Regions from separate parts of the Homo sapiens genome. Here all the other regions are linked to region 2. A link is a contact called in ENCODE Hi-C or POLR2A ChIA-PET data. All regions are on one chromosome and are shown on one strand. The core of a region is the stretch at or near the end of the contact, and the rest is flanking DNA. Distances in the headings are between cores, read along the strand shown.

Evidence for each region. Hi-C counts contacts between places; a loop is a spot of excess contacts on that map. ChIA-PET counts read pairs that join two places held with the same protein, here RNA polymerase II (POLR2A). Pooled maps may share reads with other maps.
Region 1: a loop to region 2 is called in a map of B cell, with 26 times the contacts of the local background. The contact joins the enhancer-like site here to the promoter of BRD10 in region 2. A Hi-C loop is called at or near these places in 15 of 168 maps with a recorded cell type or tissue (B cell, CD4-positive, alpha-beta T cell, CD4-positive, alpha-beta memory T cell and 10 more), 13 of 37 single-sample maps with no recorded cell type and 32 of 50 pooled maps. POLR2A ChIA-PET finds 5 or more read pairs at or near these places in 13 of 52 experiments (A549, A673, CD4-positive, alpha-beta T cell and 10 more).
Region 3: a loop to region 2 is called in a map of naive thymus-derived CD4-positive, alpha-beta T cell, with 6 times the contacts of the local background. The contact joins the promoter of RLN1 here to the promoter of BRD10 in region 2. A Hi-C loop is called at or near these places in 1 of 168 maps with a recorded cell type or tissue (naive thymus-derived CD4-positive, alpha-beta T cell) and 4 of 50 pooled maps. POLR2A ChIA-PET finds 5 or more read pairs at or near these places in 1 of 52 experiments (OCI-LY7).
Region 4: a map of CD8-positive, alpha-beta T cell shows a loop between it and region 2 (8-fold over the local background). The contact joins the promoter of CD274 here to the promoter of BRD10 in region 2. A Hi-C loop is called at or near these places in 5 of 168 maps with a recorded cell type or tissue (CD8-positive, alpha-beta T cell, esophagus muscularis mucosa and naive thymus-derived CD4-positive, alpha-beta T cell), 2 of 37 single-sample maps with no recorded cell type and 20 of 50 pooled maps. POLR2A ChIA-PET finds 5 or more read pairs at or near these places in 2 of 52 experiments (CD4-positive, alpha-beta memory T cell and activated CD4-positive, alpha-beta T cell).

The regions. Positions count from the first base shown.
Region 1 is chr9:6,679,499-6,684,066 of GRCh38, forward strand. No RefSeq gene overlaps it. Among named protein-coding and RNA genes, the nearest start is that of LINC02851, 23 kb to the right of the region's middle. RefSeq lists enhancers at 1,421-1,800, 1,707-2,455, 1,921-2,210, 2,281-2,400, 3,969-4,228. Within about 2 kb of position 2,178, at least 41 of the 41 ENCODE cell types and tissues checked have a DNase peak (open chromatin) inside an H3K27ac peak, as active enhancers do; they include A673, B cell, CD4-positive, alpha-beta T cell and 8 more, where a contact is called at or near this core.
Region 2 is chr9:6,005,538-6,010,149 of GRCh38, forward strand. BRD10 (bromodomain containing 10) reads right to left here and starts at 2,945. Exons shown (of 8, transcript NM_001017969.3): 1 at 1,658-2,945. The coding sequence starts at 2,250. It overlaps MIR4665 (microRNA 4665), which reads left to right and starts at 2,289; the gene lies at 2,289-2,367. RefSeq lists silencers at 1,413-1,472, 1,863-2,022, 2,213-2,442, 2,493-3,012 and enhancers at 1,613-1,842, 1,974-2,475, 2,476-2,975.
Region 3 is chr9:5,336,217-5,341,222 of GRCh38, forward strand. It overlaps RLN1 (relaxin 1), which reads right to left and starts at 3,660. Exons shown (of 2, transcript NM_006911.4): 1 at 3,320-3,660. The coding sequence starts at 3,530. It also overlaps a transcript of RLN2 not described here.
Region 4 is chr9:5,449,292-5,454,296 of GRCh38, forward strand. It overlaps CD274 (CD274 molecule), which reads left to right and starts at 1,251. Exons shown (of 7, transcript NM_014143.4): 1 at 1,251-1,305. RefSeq lists enhancers at 1,028-1,077, 1,368-1,527.

The DNA of each region.
Region 1 (4,568 bases), core at 928-3,427, 670 kb after region 2:
CAAAAAATTAGCCAGGAATGGTGGCACACACCTATAGTCCCAGTTACTCAGGAGGCTGAGGCACGAAAATCGCTTGAACCTTGGAGAGGGAGGTTGCAGTGAGCTGAGATCAAACCACTGCACTCTAGCCTGGGTGACAGAGTGAGATTCTGTCTCAAAAAAAAAAAAAAAAAAAAAAACCTTGAAAAAAATTCAGACACTGGAATTATCATAATACAGATTACAAAATAATTATGATTACTATGTTCCAAGGAATAAAATAATCCAACATACCAATTAGCAGGAAATAGGACAGAGAAACATGTTGAAATGGTCTATGTATATGGAATCATCAAAGTCACAACTCTGGGAAACTCTGTAGAGTTAAAGGCCCCAAGTTCTTAAACGCTTTCAACGCTTTACCATTAAGTAGGATGTTTGGTGTATGGTGTTTTGCAGATACCCTCTATAAGATTAATTTCTCTTCTATTCCTGGTTTTCCATGAGTGTTTATCATGAATAAGTGTTAAATTTAATAAATTATTCTACATTTATTAAGATGATATTTTCTCCATTAATTAGTTAGTATCTTCAATTACAGTAATTTGTCTTCTCATGTTAAAACAACCTAATTTGGCTGGACGAGGTGGCTCACGCCTGTAATCCCACCACTTTGGCAGGCGGGTGGATCACTTGAGGTCAGGAGTTTCAGACCAGCCTGGCCAATACGGTGAAACCCCCCCACCGTCTCTACTAAAAATACAAAAAAAATTAGCCGGGCGTGGTGACGCACGCCTGTAATCCCAGCTACTCGGGAGGCTGAGGCAGGAGAATCACTTGAATCCAGGAGGTGGAGGTTTCAAAAAAAAAAAAAAAAAAGAACAAAACGTCTCAAAAAAAAACCCCCACAAAACAGAACAAAACAAAAAACCACATAACTTGGCTATGGTATTATTCCTTTCACATAATACTAGATTTTGCTAATATTTTGCTTACAGAGTTTCCCGTCTAGACTCATGAGCAAAACTTGCATACACTTTTCCTTCCATTCGCTGTTCTCGTCAGGTTTTCCTATCAGGGTTATGCTAGGCCATTAAAAAGTTTAAAAGTGTTACCCGCTTTCATCTTCCTTCCCCCTTTTATTCTGGAACTATTAAAGACTGGAATTATGTTTTCCTCTTATATATCGTTCAATTTGCCAGGGAAGCCATGGTGGCTTGCAGTCTTCTTTGTTGGAAGACTTTGGACTACTCTTTCAATTTGTTACTAAACTATGTAGGTTTCCCATTTCCCTAAACATGGAAACAGAAGACCTCCTAGGACGTCTCCATTGCGGGAGGGAGACTGCAGAGGTCTCCGGCCACAGGACTGAGGAAAACCGCAAAAAGACGCGGTCACTACTAGGCGGAGTTAAACTATGGAGCCGGTACCCCCAATACCCTGCCCGGCAAGGCCGCCTCGTGACGTCCCCGTCTGACAGAGTCCCTCCCCATAGGGCCGCGACAGAACCACCGCACGATGGGACACGCGAGGGTAAGCTCAGGTCTCAGCGCATCGTGTGGGCGTCGGGACAGCGTCCTGGGCACCTGTTCCTTCCACCTGCTCAAATCTCTTTCCCTTCTATGAAGAAGGGGGCTCCGGGCCCCATCCCCAGGGAGCAAGAAGACGCAGAGGACCGCGCCGGTTCAGGTGCCGCTGGAGAAATGGAATCTGACGGAGAAACTGATCTGGGGCGGCAGCCCGCTAGGTTCGCCTGACTCACTAAATGCTACTACAGTGCCCCACACGGACTGCCACGAGCGGGTCACGTGACTGGACTCTGGATCGGCTGTGCTGTGATGGCCGCGTAGCGCGCTGCTGTGCGCGCGAGACTATAAGCCTCTGGGCCGCCGGTGCCTCCGCGCGGTCACCGCCTCCACCCGCCTGGCCGCTTCCCTCGGCGCATGCGTAGCACACCGACTCCAGGATTGTTTCCCAAATCCCACTTCCGCCACTTCCTCCTCCCGAGACCAGCCAAGCGCGCCTGGCTGTCTGCCCTTCTTGGGCTCTTGGGGAGAACGTGGTCCGGGAACTGGCAGTCACGGGGAGGCAGCACAAGAGGTTTTCGCCCTCATGTGCTGGTGCAACTATCGCGACCATCACCCTGAGAACTGGAGGAAGGGTGCCGCAGGCAAAGAGTGGCGCGCCTGCAGATTCGGTTCCGCGCTTGGGGCTCTCGCGAGACCCGGCGCTGGAGTGTGGACCGCGCGTGCCGGTGACGCGTGGTGCAGACACGTCGCCGGTGCCTCTCTCCCTAGGCCTTCCTGGGGGTGAGCTTCCGTCCCAGACGTCTTCGGTCCTACACTGCTTCCATTTCTTTTTTTTTTTTTTCCTTCTTTTTTTCTTTGAGACAGGGGCTCATTCTATCACCCAGGCTGGAGTGCAGCGGCGCGATCTCGGCCCACCGTAAGCTCCGCCTCCCGGGCTCAAGCGATCCTCCCACTTCAGCCTCCTGAGTAGCTGGGACTCCAGGTGAGCGCCCTGCTAATTTTATATTTTTGGTAGAGACGGGGTTTCGCCATGTTGCCCAGGCTGGTCTCAACTCCTGGTCTCAAGTGATCCGCCTGCCTTGGCCTTCCAAAGTGCTGGGCTTACAGGCGGGAGCCACTGCACCCAGCCCTACGCCCCATCTTTCTGGGTTTCTGCCTGGTATTGTTACATCTCCAACAGGCTTAACTCAAAGCTGACTTTCCGCCTGTGCTGTATCTGCCCCATGGTCCTTTAGAGTATATAAAATATAAATGGCACTTTGGGAGGCCGAGGCAGGAGGATTGCTTGAGCTCAGGAGTTACTGACCAGCCTGGGCAACATAGTGAGACCCCCGTCTCATTAAAAAATAATAATGCAGGCAGGGCGCAGTGGCTCATGCCTGTAAACCGAGCACTTTCGGAGGCCAAGGTGGGCGGATCGCCTGAGATTGGGAGTTCGAGACCAGCCTGACCAACATGGAGAAACCCCATCTCTACTAAAAATACAAAATTAGTTGGGCGTGGTGGTGCGTGCCTGTAATCCCAGCTATTCAGGAGGCTGAGGCAGGAGAATCGCTTGAACCCGGGAGACGGAGCTTACAGTGAGTCGAGATGAGCCACTGCACTCCAGCCTGGGCAACAAGAGCGAAACTCCATCTCAAATAATAATAATAATACAAATAAATAAATGTACACACACAAATAAATGGACTTGATAGCGATTTTTTTAGGTTTTCAGCTGCCCAATTCAAGAAATGTATTTCTTCTTGTCCCTGATTTCCGTCACTGTCCCAAGGCAGTGGGATTAAAGCACCACTACCGTTTTTAGATCCTTGTGTTTGGCATTCCATGTCCTCCTCTCAAGACGTTTGACGTAACTTTCTCCATCTGCTCTGTTGAAACATATGCTTCAAAATCTTTTTTTTTTTTTTTTTGAGACGGAGTCTCGCTCTGTTGCCCAGGCTGGAGTGCAGTGGCGCGATCTCGGCTCACTGCAAGCTCCGCCTCCCGGGTTCAAGTGATTCTCCTGCCTCAGCCTCCCAAGTAGCTAGGACTACAGGCGCCCGCCACCAAGCCCGGCTAATTTTTTGTATTTTTAGTAGAGACGGGGTTTCACCGTGTTAGCCAGGATGGTCTCGATCTCCTGACCTCGTGATCCACCTGCCTCGGCCTCCCAAATTGTTGGGATTACAGGCGTGAGCCACTGCACCCAGCCTACCAGCCTAGACCTAGTTTTAGTTCCTTTTTTTGCTTCACTCCATTGTAGCTTAGGAAGCTAGTTTCAATTCCGGATTCTACCGTCTATCTGTATGACTGGGCCTTTGGTCAGTCTTTCTAAAATGAAGATTGCTCATTTTACAAATGAGTAAAAACTACCTGACATGTAGTGCAGGCTTTGTAAAGCACTCATCATGCTGCTTGTCATACTGTAAGCACTGATATGGCATAGGAAACCCAACCCCCAAACATAGCACCTTGGAAGTTGAGAAAACAGCATATACTGGAAGGCCACTGTCACATCTCCCTCACCCGTCTCTGAAGCAGGCCATAAAGCCTAGGAAGGTCATCCTCTTATCTCTCTTGAAAACCCTCATGTGGCAGGTGTCCTGCCCTATATCAGGGTGGAAGGAATGTCACACAGGGACACCAAGAATAATCTGAACAAACAGGTCTTGCTAATCTCATGCCCCCAATTTATTACCGTGAGATCATACCCGCTTTGTTCAATCATACTTCTGCACAACTATCCACTTTCTCAAACCTATGCATAAAAGTACACAGACTTTTCTTTGGGTCATTTCCTTAGGAAGACTCCCCATCATGTAAAACTTATATTACACAAATTTGTATGCTTTTCTCTTGTTAATCTGTATTTTGTTATAGGAGTCTCAGCCATGAACCTTACCATGGTTAAGGAAAACTTGCTTTTTCTTCTCTACACACTCAAATAAATTAGTTTGCCTCCTTTTCCATGCTTACCCAATATAAAATAGTAAAATGCCTCTTTTTTTTTTTTTTTTTTTTTTTTTCTGAGAGGGAGTCTCGCTCTGTTGCCCAGGCTGGAGTGCAGTGGCGCGATCT
Region 2 (4,612 bases), core at 1,695-4,194:
AGAGCTTTTGAAAACACCAGTAATTCAAACCCATATGCTATCTCTTAGCACTTTCATTCAGTCATTCTCTTGCCTCATTCTAAATCATTATTCCCACATCTGATAGATTAGATGAACTCTAAGGTTCTTCCAGGTCTAAAATCTTGTGACATCAATCAGGAGGATACTTCATAACTTCAAAATAATAACGTGAATGGATTGTTTTTTATGTGAGTCACAGCAATAATGCACTGTGGAGACAAGGGTAACAAACACACTACAGAAATACAAAATTACTAAAGTATTAAAAGTAATTTACAAAGCAAATATGTGAATAATTATTCTATTACTAAATAATCCTACTCTATGAAAGGATTCAAGAAGAGGTTCCTTAAAGAGAGCTCACTTAACGAAGACAGGCACTATGTTAACTGTTTTTGGTGAAAAAAATCACCGTTAGTCTTGAAAATGGCATATGGGAAGCCAATGACAAAGGTTACTTTTAAATTACAGTGACAAATCAAGAACCAAAAAATTAACACAATTTCTAGGAGCTATTCTGTAAGAGCACAAGTATAATGCCGTTTCAGATATGAAGTATACACTCATATTATTCAACGACTGCTACTACTTACATTAAAATGGCTAACACTTATACTTGGCTAACTATGGGAGCAGCACTGTTGATTTCACATTTATTAACTCATTAAATCCTCAAAGCAACTCTATGAGAGAAGTACTATTATTATCCCCGCTTGATAGATGAGGAAACTGAGGCCAAAAAGGTTAAGTGACTTGCTCAACTTAAATTCACTCTAATAGTAAACAGTCAAACTACTATTCCACTTCAACTACCAATACCAAAAACATTGAATTTTTCCACTCCCGAAAAATTTAAACTTTAGAAATTAACTTGGCTGACACAGACTATACAATTATTATAAAACAATACATTCATTTTAGTATCCTCCTCTTGTGTTAAATAATTGGATATATGGGTGGCGGATACCAAGAGCACAGTATCATCTGACTTGCCTATGATTTCTGGTAGAATAAACATAAATGTATAAACTTTAAAAAATGTGTGTTGATGCATTCCCTATTATTGCAAAAATTGGGTGTCCTCAGATGAAACGGAGAGAAAAGATCAGTAGTATGCAAAAGTAACCATTAACCATTTAGTAACACTCCATAAATCTTCGATGACCGACATGGGTAGTAAATGATAAAATTATTTTTTAATGGTTTAAGACACCTTTTTACATAAGCCAAAATTATTTTTCTAGAGATATTTCATCCTAAACGCTGTTTTAAATGTCATGCTAAAACTGTCTAAAAGTTGCAGGTCCAACTTCCATCCCACAAAAACTGTTCCTCTGCCTACACGTGCAATTCTTCCTACGGGACCCATTCCATTTTACATCTGCAAACTATACCCAGCTCTTCAGCGCTGCAGACTCGGGTTTCCTTCTCAGTCTACGCGCAAGCCGGGTTCGGCCCACACCCACCACACCCCTCCGGTCCCCGCCCAGCGCCGCTCCTCCTCCCGGGCTTCTCCAGCACCGACTCAGCACCTATCAGCGCCGCCCCCAGGCCCCTGGCCCAGCCCATCCTCGGGCACGTGTGAGTGTGTGTTTGTGTCAGTCTGTCAGTCCCACCGGGGACCGGGCTCGCTTACCGAGAGAGAAGCGCTAACTTCTGCTCCAGCATCATCTCCAGCTTCTGGCCCTGTTTGGAGATCCAGTGGTCCACTCCGTGCAGGCGGTAGCACGTCTCCAGCATCAACCTGAAGTCCGCCACGAACTCGGTGATGCCCCCGTACTGGCCGCTGGCGAACTTCTCTTCCATCTGCAGCAGACACATGCCCTGTCCGGGCTGCTGCGGGAAGGCGCGACCGCCCCGGCCCCCGCTGCGCGGCCCTTCCGCCACCTCCTCCTCCGCGGTGGCAACGCCCCCCAAGGGCTGCAGAAAGGGGGCGGTGAGGCCCCGGTGCTTCTCCTGCAGGAACTCGCCCAGGATGCGGTAGCCCTGCTGTAGCTCGTAGGTCAGCTCCTGCTCCTTGCAGCAACCGCCTCCGATCACCATCGCCTCCATCTCTTCCTCCTGATCGTCCGCGTCCTCCAGCGAGGAGGCACTCCTTCCGTGGGCCGGCCCTGAGGTCTGGGCCGCCGCTGCCACCTCCTCCTCGTCGTCCTCTCCTTCGGCCGCCGGTGGCGGCCGCTCTTCCTCCCCAGCCGGCTCCATCGCTCCCGGCGTCCCGGGCACACTCATGCCCCGGCAGGCCTAGGCTGGGCGGTGTGGAACAGCCGCTCGAGGTGCTGGGGGACGCGTGAGCGCGAGCCGCTTCCTCACGGCTCGGCCGCGGCGCGTAGCCCCCGCCACATCGGGCCTGGCTCTCCTCAGCCGCCGGCTCGGCTCGGTGCGCGCGGGGGTCTTGAGCTCACCGCCGGCGGGGCGGGGTTACATGGCGCGCGAGGAGGGGGGAGAGAAGAGGAGAGCCTAGGTGCCCTCCTCTCCCCTCCCCCCCGGCGGCGGCGCGCGCACGGCCCTCGCCGGCCTCACCCCTCCGCACCCCGCCCGCCTGCTCTTCACCGGCCAGGCCCTGCCGGGTCGCCGCGGCCTCGGCGCCCCACCCCCTCCCGGGCCAGCGGGGGGCTGGGAGGGGGCGAGGAGGAAGGGGGTTCTCCTCTCCCCTCCCCGGAGGGGGCCGCAGCGGCGGCTCCGGCTCCTCCTCTCCCTCACACCCCCTCCCGCCCCCCTCTACCTGCGGGGGACACGGGCAGAAGGAGGCGGTGCACGGACGGGGCCCGGCGACAACTGTCAGTTAGAAGCCCCGCTGGGCGGTGAGGGGGGAGAAAGGGGAGGGGCAGGGAGAGAAGGGGGAGGGCACTCAGCCCCCCGGCTGGGAAGAGCTGTGGAGAGAAGCAAAGAAAGAGGCCCTGTCGCCATCCCCGGTGCGCATGCGTAGTAGAACAATTCCCCCCTCCCCCCCCGCCACCATCGTGCCCCGCCCCGCTACGCAAAAGGAAGAGCTTCGGCTCAGCTACAGGCCCAGAAGCCTGCTAGGGTTGCGCGGACCAATGATGTAATCAATCGTAGGCCAATCGAACATGTTGATGGAGGGGGAAGCAAGGCGCCTGCGCAGCTTAATTCGCTACCGCCTGGGAAGGTGGCCAAAAGGCTTTTTTTAAAGCAAGTGCTTCAAGAGGAAACTTCTTTTGCAAGACCCGTGTTAGCCCCCCAAACTAAAATTAAAGTTGCTAGATAACCTTTGTTAATGGCAAATGAATAGTGAGAAAGCGCAAAATGTAAATCTTCTCTACTATAAAATTTACATTCTGTTCCCACCCTTTCTCCCTTGTGACTGCGGGTCTTCTATATATAACCAGAATTTTGAGAAGTTTAGAAAGAAAGTTTAAGGACTCGACCATACGTTCACATGCAGAAGAAAAGGAAGTGATTTTTAGAACCCCAGCTCTTAACATCAATTCATATTTTGGAACTAATTCCATGTTTTCAGTTACAAATTTCCACCCTCCCGATTCTTGAGATCTGTTAAGAATAAAGAGAATGGAACCTCATTTAAACAAATTCTTGGGACTGAAAACAGTCAAAATAGTTCATGTCTGAGTTGTACAGCATTAAACAGTTGTTTGCATGGGCTGATAATCTCACTACATTTTACAATTACTGTTTAATGACTAAAAAGTGGACTCATCATTCACATTGGTTTACATGTTACTTAAAATTAGTTGGGAGGTAGGAATTCATGGTTCCATAAAGCAAATACTACTATTTCCTCATGTTCTATTTGAAAGACGCACATATTATTTTTTCTAGGTACACAGAACCCTCGTTAAAACCTAGAATTACCTAAACACAAAAACAAAATTACAGAAATCATGCATTTTAAAAGTAAAATGTGTATAACTAAATGATTAGGATACTCTGACTCTTGCAATTGTTTACTTCTCATTAATGTGAACTTTAAAGCAGTGATAAAATTTTTTTTTAACCTCAAAGCTGTTTTTGTCCAGTAAGTTAAGTATCACTCTTAAGTAAAATAGTGAAGCGGGAACGCTCTGTTAGGGTATTCACACTGTCCTCCACACATACCTTTTATCTAGTATTCGAGGTCTCCTCTCATCAGACATTTGTAATATATAACGCATTTACAGGGTTCTCTCCCCTCAGAGAAGAGTCTGTGGACTCTGAAGAGTCCACAGAACCTCAGCTCACAGAAAGAAAAATGCAGGGATCAGTCTTACTTCAGCACCTGGCAACCAAAACGTGTGTCTGACTAGACATTCCTCCTTTCTTTCGACAAAGCCCAGGAATCTGAAGCCCAACGTACCCAAGCAAACATCCTCTACTCCTCTTTAGTCATCAGCTCTATTTCATGACTCTTGGACAATATTAGCTTACATTATTGAACCCTGTGCCACTAAGCACTTTATATTCATTGTCTCCTTTAATCTCACAACAAGCCTATCAGCTAGGTATTAACCTTATTTTTCAGATGAGGAAACTGCCTCTTAGTTTAAGAAAGTTGTTAAACAAAGTTAAAATCTAGGTCTGTCATACTTCAAAAACTCCAGGTGCCTAATTCCAAGTCATCTGGCAGAATTTCTAA
Region 3 (5,006 bases), core at 2,410-4,909, 670 kb before region 2:
TAGTATTTTATATGAAAGAGAGAAGTGGGTTAAAAGATCACTAACCAAAAATCACTGATTTAAGAAGAGATTCATATGTGCTGTGGTGTAAGTGTACTGACTAATGTTTTCTGTCTGATGTTTGTTCCAAGGCTGCAGATCATGCACTATGCAAGATCTGTGTGATTCCTAGGAAGGGCCTGTTCTTACACAGCATCCCAGGCTGGCCAAATGTGAAGGCTGGGACTTGGGCTGGGAACCTGCTGGACACCCAGCTGACATCTTACTCCATCTTTGTACCCATTCAGCTCCGTTGAACATTCATTACCTGTTTTTGTGTCTCTGGCACTGCCAGTTAAAAGATATAAATTTTTAAAAATGTTTCTTGCTGTCAAAAAACTTACAGTGAGCTAAACTCTCTCCTAACCTTAATTATCCTAATTATACAATTTAAGAGTTTTATTTCACAAAGAAATAAACACTGACAATGTTTAAATTATAGTGTAAACTCAGATCAGGTCTTGCTGCTCTTCTTCTTGGACAGGAAAACTATCCAATACCAAGGCATTACTCTTGAAATAATGAAAAGAAAGAGAAGAGAGGAGTAAATCTAAGTGCGGGAGGCAGACACCTGGTTAACCACTGATGCCTGCTGATCAGAGGAAACCACGACCCTTCACCTAGACAGCGGTAGTTCTGGGGCTGATCATTTCCTGAGTTTTGTGGCAAAAGAATCAGTTGTTCTCCTTTTACCAACAACAAACTTCAACAGTTGGAGTTTGACAGAGCAATAAAAAACAAAACAAAACAAAACAAAACAAAAAACCTGTAGTATTTTGTCTTTGCCCCTAACACTCTCGCTCATCCACATTCTAAACTGGAAATGACAGATGAGAATTTATATCATTTTTGGTTAAATGACAGGTTTTGGCATTTTCCCTCATTAAGACATCCTAAGTTTAATTCAATTTCCTCATAAAAACGTCTCTGTGCTCCAACCTAAACTGTCTGTAGTTGCAGTCTTATTAAATGCTGAAAAAAGCTGATGGTAATTTTCTGTATACTTAAAGCCAGTTAAATGAATCAGCCAAAACAGTTATAGATTGTATTCAGTTTATTCATAGGCTGTGTGTTTTGAACTTTTATTAAAATTATATTTTTAAACCTGTTTTGAAATATTTCATAATCCATAACACTTTTAGCTATGGAACCTAGGCTCAGAGAAAATATTCTGTCTGAATTCATGCAAATACCCTTAATTCACTGTATTTTGGATGCAAATCTTACTGAAATAGATCTCTGGTTTAAAGCGGATCTTATTTTTAAAAGGGATGCAGTGAATATTACTTTGGCACACATTGTAAGATAAAATGGTTATCTAACAGTGTAATAACGTGAAAGCAAGTAGCAATTACCTAACAGTATAAGTCTGAAAACTCATATTAATCACAAATTACTGACATGTACTTCCAAAGCGATTCCTACCTAGTAACGGTAAACATTTATCTTAATCCCACGTGCAGGCAATATTTTCTGAGGTTACTTTCAGTTAAATTATACTGCATAGCAATAAAGAAAATTCTTTAAAAATACTTTGAAATCTCATGTCTCTTCTAAAGAAATAAAAGTGTAGCTAAATATCTATATACAAATGTGATTAATGATTTTCAGCAACAATTTAGAAATAAACTAAATATCCACCAAAGAATCTTTAAGTTTATGTGGCAGATTTATGACAAAAATACTACACAGGAATTTCAAATTATGTTTTGGGATAATAACAATGTGAGAAACTGCTCAAAGTATAATGGTGAGTGAAAATGCAAAAGATATATACATATACCTATCCAAATGTTAACATTTCTTTCCACTTACTTGTTTAATATAATTTCATTTTCTCATAAAATTCACATATACTTTTCAAAGTCCTTAATATCTACGAGTGCTTCTCATTTTTCACGCTGCATTAATGTACATTTGTCTTTAATATGAGCATTACTACTTTTATAGTCAGAAAATGTGGAATAATAAAGCAAATGCAATGCAATCCGGTCTTCTCTACTTTTTATCACTAAATTCCTAGACGTTGTGGTATTTTTGTACTAATGTTATACAAAAGTCATGTAAAAACTGCCATTAAATAAATCAAACTCTAACAATGTAGAAAAGTAAATAACTTTAGAAGCATACTTTAAATCTCATAAAAGAGAAGTAAATGTATTTCTGTTAGAGTCATTTATATATAGTATATGCATATAGCCTATAAAATTTAGTTGCGGTTTATCATAAATTACATGTCATACTAATACAAAACACTTAGTATTTGCAACTGCGGTTACTTTCTCTGAATTTAATATGACCCGTTACACTTCTTAGACTAGTATATACCTCCATGAGTTTCCACTGCTACTTTATAAATACTAAAATATTTTTAAAAGCCATTTCAGATTGAGCTGTACTCAACTCTAAGAGCTTGCCTTTAAAGCAAACCCACTGCAGCTTCCAAATGCTTGAAAGCATCAGTAGGGTCTTCAGCTATGATGGTCTGAACGGCCTGCTTTCCTTGTCTCTGGTCCTCTTGAGTTTCTCCTAAAGGCATTCAAGCCTTTCCTTTCTCTTCCATCCCCTGCCTCACAAATGAACTTCAATACCCAGATCAAAGAAGCGGGAGGTCAGACTCTTTCCTTTGGGATTTTCTGTTTGTTTATTTTAAAGAACGTTTCCAATGGCAAAGGCCACAGCCCAACTTCTGGACTAGGAGAGTCATTAAGTGTAAGGCCCTTCCTGTCTTCCCATCACGGGACCCTCACAGAGACCTCAGAGTGTTGCCCCGTCCTACAGGCGCGCAAACAGGCTTGATAACTAGCGCGCCGCCTCAGTGTTTGTCCCCTCTCCTCTCTATCCGAGAAGCCCTGTTCAGGTGCCCCCACCAGCACGCCCGCTGTCTGGCCGCCTGGCTTTCCTGTGGGGTGCAGGAGTGCGCCCGGCCTCCTGCGGGTCTCCGGGCGGCGTCACCTCCTCTGAGGCTTCCCCTCCCTTTCCACCCCGTCGCTCTGACTGCCTTACGGAAAGGGCACCAAGGAACTCTCGGGTGAAGCAGCTTCCTGTTCTCAGTGCTTTCCCTCCGTCCGGTGAGATTCCCAGTGAGACTGTTTGAATAAAATCACCTGGCAAAGGAAAAGCCCAAACTTTAGGGACCAGCCACGGCTGAGTAGGGGCTGAGCGGTGGCAGCCAATGAGATCTCGAGTCGGACGTGCAGGCCGCCGTTCCAATTGGGCGGCCGCCCCAGAGTAACCAATGGGAAGCGCGGGAAGGCCGGGAGGGGGCGGGAGCTCTCACCTGCCACTGGTCTAGGTGTCTGAGGAGCATCTTCCTGGCTCAGAGACCTTTTGCTCCAGGTGCTCATGCCGCAAATGGCAATCTGCGCGCGAACTAATTCGCGGCCGCATAATTTAATAACATCGTCCTTCCATTTGGCCGCGACTGCTCTGGAAAATTGGTTCAGTAGTAAACAGAATTCTAGCAGGTGGAACAAGAACAGGCGAGGCATCCTGGGCCTGGTCTCTCCTGGAGGTCTGGGTGTTGCAGCCTTTCAGGACTGCGGCTGCTGTGGCCTACACACCTGGGCCTGTGTGCCTGTCCCGGGCTTTAGGCTGCTTTCCCTACCCGGCTCAACCAGTCTTTAGTATGGGCTATCACTCAGCTTTTAAGGCAAGGTTGCCAGCTCCACCCCTTTCCCACACCCCTCCACAGAATTTTCTCCTTCAGCTCTTGTTCTGCCTCTCCGCCCTTCCTTCATTTGCCCATTCCTCTGTCCTTGGCCCTTTTACAGTTTTGTTTTTCGCTCTTTTGTTACCCTGAAACAACTTTGTATACTTAGGTAAAGTTATTTTAGATATGAAGCCTTTCTTTTTACATACACAGAAATAAAATTGAGATCGCCAATATTCTTACAACCCAGTTTTCCAGAGTGAACATTTGCCAAAAACCCTTCTAACCTAAATAGGATTATAGATTACCTTATAAATTGGATTAATTAGTATAATGTTGGGCATATCAATCCATAAAAATATAATGGATGAATGAATAAATTGTTGATGAGAGGGAAAACTGATGACTTTTAATCTGAATCCAGGTAAAAAGATTAAAATCCCCAGTAACATCATTTTAGGCTTGTGCAGTAATGTCTTTAATTTACAAAACAATTTCTCCATTGGACTTTCCTTCCACTCCTGTGGGAGAAGTTTGATTGTAACTAGTTGTCTAAATATTTTAATTTAAAATTCTAGTCTATGTCTCTGGAGACTGGAGAACACACCACACACACAGAGAGAGAGAAAGAGAGAGAGAAAAGAAGAAGAGAAAGAAGAAGGGGAAAAAAAGCAGTGGACATCCCACATTCCCAGAAATAATATTTTGATAACAAATTACAGCACAAGGATATGTTCATTTGTTTACTGTATTTTGTGTTTGCTGCACCTGGTTAGAGGTGATTCTTTTTTTATTACCACCACCTAATTTAGCATTTTAAAGATCCACACAGTTCTAGATAATATGGTTAGTAGACGACCCTTCTACCTGTAAATTTTTAGTACAAATAGGTTCATTTTTAAAAATAACTTACTTGCTTGTGTTCATAATATACTCAGATTAGTTCAGCTCCATCAGATAAACTGGAGACATGCAGGACGTTATGGTAGCTTTGAAATAAAATAATAACAATCTCTTAGTTACAAACATAACTATGGAATCAAGTAATTCTAATTTCTAGATTGCTGGTGATTTCAGTAGGCCCACTTAACATTGGTCAAATGCCAAGCAATGTGTAATTCTTCAAAAAATACCTGACCAAAGCTATGAGATGGTTAGAGGCAATTAATGATTTTAAATGGATTTTCACTAAAACACACAGTTTGAGAAAGGCCTCTCAAAACTGAGGTTTGAAAATATTTTCGTGGGTTAACAGTCCTTGTAAAAACAATCCACGTGCTAGGCTGTACTCCAAATTAATTGCTCATTAAAAATG
Region 4 (5,005 bases), core at 1-2,500, 560 kb before region 2:
CCTCAAAAGTGATTTGAAAGAAGGAACATCTGAGCTGGGCCCAAACCCTATTGCAATTTTATTGGGGCCAAAGAGAACTCCATGCTCCTGCCAAATCAAGGCAGTGTCAGCCTCAATAATTTCCCAGATAAAAATAAAAATCTGTGATACAATCAGAATGTGAAAATTCTTATTTTGGAAGCAAATGTCATAACCAATGCAAGGGCTATCTCAATATTCATTCATTATGCAGTATTTTGAACTGCAGTTGAAATGAATAAGAAGGAAAGGCAAACAACGAAGAGTCCAATTTCTCAATTTAGAAAAAGAGAAAAAAAAGAAAAGGGAGCACACAGGCACGGTGGCTCAAGCCTGTAATATCAGCACTTTGGCGGATCACTTGAGGTCAAGGAGTTCGAGAAAAGAGAGCACCTAGAAGTTCAGCGCGGGATAATACTTAAGTAAATTATGACACCATCGTCTGTCATCTTGGGCCCATTCACTAACCCAAAGCTTTCAAAAGGGCTTTCTTAACCCTCACCTAGAATAGGCTTCCGCAGCCTTAATCCTTAGGGTGGCAGAATATCAGGGACCCTGAGCATTCTTAAAAGATGTAGCTCGGGATGGGAAGTTCTTTTAATGACAAAGCAAATGAAGTTTCATTATGTCGAGGAACTTTGAGGAAGTCACAGAATCCACGATTTAAAAATATATTTCCTATTATACACCCATACACACACACACACACCTACTTTCTAGAATAAAAACCAAAGCCATATGGGTCTGCTGCTGACTTTTTATATGTTGTAGAGTTATATCAAGTTATGTCAAGATGTTCAGTCACCTTGAAGAGGCTTTTATCAGAAAGGGGGACGCCTTTCTGATAAAGGTTAAGGGGTAACCTTAAGCTCTTACCCCTCTGAAGGTAAAATCAAGGTGCGTTCAGATGTTGGCTTGTTGTAAATTTCTTTTTTTATTAATAACATACTAAATGTGGATTTGCTTTAATCTTCGAAACTCTTCCCGGTGAAAATCTCATTTACAAGAAAACTGGACTGACATGTTTCACTTTCTGTTTCATTTCTATACACAGCTTTATTCCTAGGACACCAACACTAGATACCTAAACTGAAAGCTTCCGCCGATTTCACCGAAGGTCAGGAAAGTCCAACGCCCGGCAAACTGGATTTGCTGCCTTGGGCAGAGGTGGGCGGGACCCCGCCTCCGGGCCTGGCGCAACGCTGAGCAGCTGGCGCGTCCCGCGCGGCCCCAGTTCTGCGCAGCTTCCCGAGGCTCCGCACCAGCCGCGCTTCTGTCCGCCTGCAGGTAGGGAGCGTTGTTCCTCCGCGGGTGCCCACGGCCCAGTATCTCTGGCTAGCTCGCTGGGCACTTTAGGACGGAGGGTCTCTACACCCTTTCTTTGGGATGGAGAGAGGAGAAGGGAAAGGGAACGCGATGGTCTAGGGGGCAGTAGAGCCAATTACCTGTTGGGGTTAATAAGAACAGGCAATGCATCTGGCCTTCCTCCAGGCGCGATTCAGTTTTGCTCTAAAAATAATTTATACCTCTAAAAATAAATAAGATAGGTAGTATAGGATAGGTAGTCATTCTTATGCGACTGTGTGTTCAGAATATAGCTCTGATGCTAGGCTGGAGGTCTGGACACGGGTCCAAGTCCACCGCCAGCTGCTTGCTAGTAACATGACTTGTGTAAGTTATCCCAGCTGCAGCATCTAAGTAAGTCTCTTCCTGCGCTAAGCAGGTCCAGGATCCCTGAACGGAATTTATTTGCTCTGTCCATTCTGAGAACCCAAAGGAGTCCTAAAAGAGGAATGGAGGAGCCTAAGAATAAAAATAGTATAATAAAACATTTCTTAGACACATTGACCTTGGCCTATGTCAAAGTTCAGTCTGGGTTTGTCTTATAACACAAGGAGTAAAAGTACCATTGTTCTACCTCTTTTTTTAATACTTGAAAAAAATTTACTGTGGATGCTTTTCTATGAATTAAATAACCTTCTAAAAAATGTTTTCATTGCTGCATTCGATTAGATTGGGTAACTAAATGAAATTAATTCCTCACTGTTGGGTATAAAGGTTATTTACAGTGGTTCTGTCTTAGCCATTCACTGAACTCATTGCATATATATCTCTGGAATATTGCTGATTGTTTCCTTCAAGTAAACTTAGAAGTGTAACTACTTAGTCAAAGAGCCTGAATATTTTAAAGGCCTTTTGAAGAAAACTGAAAATGCTTTCCAGAAAGGATGTATCAGTTGACAATGACAGTCGTCAACAGTATTTAAGGAGAACTATGATACTCTGAAGAAAAACTTAGCCTTTCTCAGTAAAAGTAGGTAGGCAGAGGCCACATGACAGCAGTTAGAGTGTGGTCTTCAAGGAAGTCACAGAAATACTGTGGGGAATTGAAACCCCATGTGGAAAATGTACAAGAGTGTCTCAGTGTGACTGAGAAGGAGGTTGGGCATGGGGTTTCATGGAGTTTAATAAAGTTTGGTCACTTAGTAGAGGTTTAATAAATCAACTGTCTTAATCTTTGATCCTACTTAAGAATTTTTTTTTTGTTTTTGTAGAGATGGGGCTCTTGTTATGTTGCCCAGGCTGTTCTCGAACTCCTAGCCTCAGGCGATCCTCCCTCCTCAGGCTCCAGAAGTCCTGGGATTACTGGCGGGAGCCACCATGCAGGCCTCTTGCTCCTACTTTTGAGAAAGGAAGTTTAACCGGTTTTTTTTGTCTTTTTTTTTTTTTTTTTGAGACAGAGTCTCACTCTGTTGCCCATGCTGGAGTGCAGTGGTGCAATCTCAGCTCACTGCCTCCCGGGTTCAAGTGATTCTCCTGCCTCAGCCTCCCGAGTAGCTGGGACTACAGGCACCTGCCACCACGCCCAGCTAATTTTTGTATTTTTAGTAGAAATGGGGTTTCACCATATTGGCCAGGCTGATCTCGAACTCCTGACCTCAGGTGATCCGCCTGCCTCGGCCTCCCAAAGTGCTGGGATTACAGGCATGAGCCACTGCTCCTGGCTGCTTAACTTTTTCTCTATCTCATCCTCCTACCCATCCTACCCTTGGAAGATAGAGAAGTAGTATTAGTTCCATAGTGTTATACTGGGCTTCCCCCAGGGACAAACCCACTTCCCCAACCTGAATGAGCCATCACTTCTTCCCCAGTTTACATTTCATTGCTCTTTAAATGTCTCCATTCGGATATGGGAATTCACATATGGTCATAATTCTTACCTGAAGAAGATGTCAGTCTTCTTCTCTTAGACCAACTGCCCTGATATGAGGTTTAGAGGTTAAAGAACATGTGTGTATTTACATGATCTTTGTATTCTGCCTTTTCGTCCCTCACTAATGACAGCTGCACCCCAAGGAAATGGAGCTGTGGAAGAGAGGGTTTGATAAGAAATTAAGTAAATATTGGATCTAATCCATCACCCTCCAGGAAGCCTTTATTACTCCTAAAAATTTCAACCAAATTCATTAAAGGACAAGAACTCCACCAGAGTAGGCCATAAACATTGGCAAAATTAGTTGTAATCCATGACTAGATTTAATGTCCCTTTGTTTTATTCCCATATGGTTATAATGCTTTGCTTGGCATTAGGGGTATTTTAAGTTTTCTTCTGCCTAGTAAGTGAATTTGTGTTTATAATACAATAATCATAAAATATCACATTAATATTTTATAACTGTACAGTTATAAAATATTTTATAAGTAATATTTATATTTTATAAGTAATATTTTATAACTGTACAGTTAACTCTGGCCCAAGGAAAAGATAGTCTGATAGATGCTGCAGCCCCATTTTAGCAAATGTGACCTCACAGGCCTGAATGCCATCGCTATTCCACATCTACAGGATAGACGGAAAGGAAAGAAATAAAAAAATAGGTACCTAACACTGGCAAGAGGATGATGACTCATGTTATTTCACTTAACCTTTTTATCTTTTAACATGAAGGACTCATACAGGTTGATAAGAAACCAGTGACATAAACAGACCAAAAAATGATCAGATCTTTCAAATTAGCAAAAAAATAATATTTTTTAAACAATGGGTGAAAATACAGTGTAACAGTACCAATTATCAACATGTGTTGAGAACCAGAAAAATGTTCTTTTTCTTTGATCAGCAACACTATTTGGGAAAATCTATCCTCAGGGCCTAGCCTGGGGCCCTGGCACACAGTAGGCACTCAACGAATATTTGCTGAACACACAAATACTTATGATATTTTAAAAAATTGGCAACAATCTGATACCTAACAATAGAGGGATTAAATATTATGGAACTGTTAAATAAGATGCTTATGAATACCATGCAGTAAGATGGGCAATATTTATGCCATAAGCTTTAATGAAACAAATGGGTATTAAATGTATGATAAGGTTATAAATTACTTTTTAAAAGATTACAGGGAAAAAAATTGAAAGATATACACTGAAATGTTTTTTGCTCACAGTGGTGACAAGGTTTCTCAGCACTGGCACTGTTGACGTTTTAGGCTGTATGTCTTTGCTGTGGGAGGCTGGCCTGTGCACTGCAGGGTGTTTGGCAGCACTCTTGGCCTCTGCCCCTAGATAGCAATAGCAGTCCTCCCTCAACCAGCCCAATTTTGACAACCAAAAATGTTTCCAGGCATCACCAGATGCTCCCTGGGTGAGAGTGATGAAATAGTAGGGGATTTTCCCCTTCTTTTCTTATTTTCTGTAATTCCATTATATTACTTTAATAATAAAGAAAAAAACATAAAAAATAAACGAATGTTATTATTCTACGTCAGTTTGGATGTTTGGACTCCATTTTGGGGTTCTTTCCATTATATCACTTGGTCTGCTAAACATTCTACGGTTTGGTAAGGTGAAGTGATTCATGAAATTTTGGTTTTATTTTTTTCCTGATACTAAAAATAAAACATTCTTTCACTTGGAAATTTGGACACAGAACACCAAAAAAAATCCATAATCTCATCTCTCTTTTTCTGTCTTTTCCTTCCTT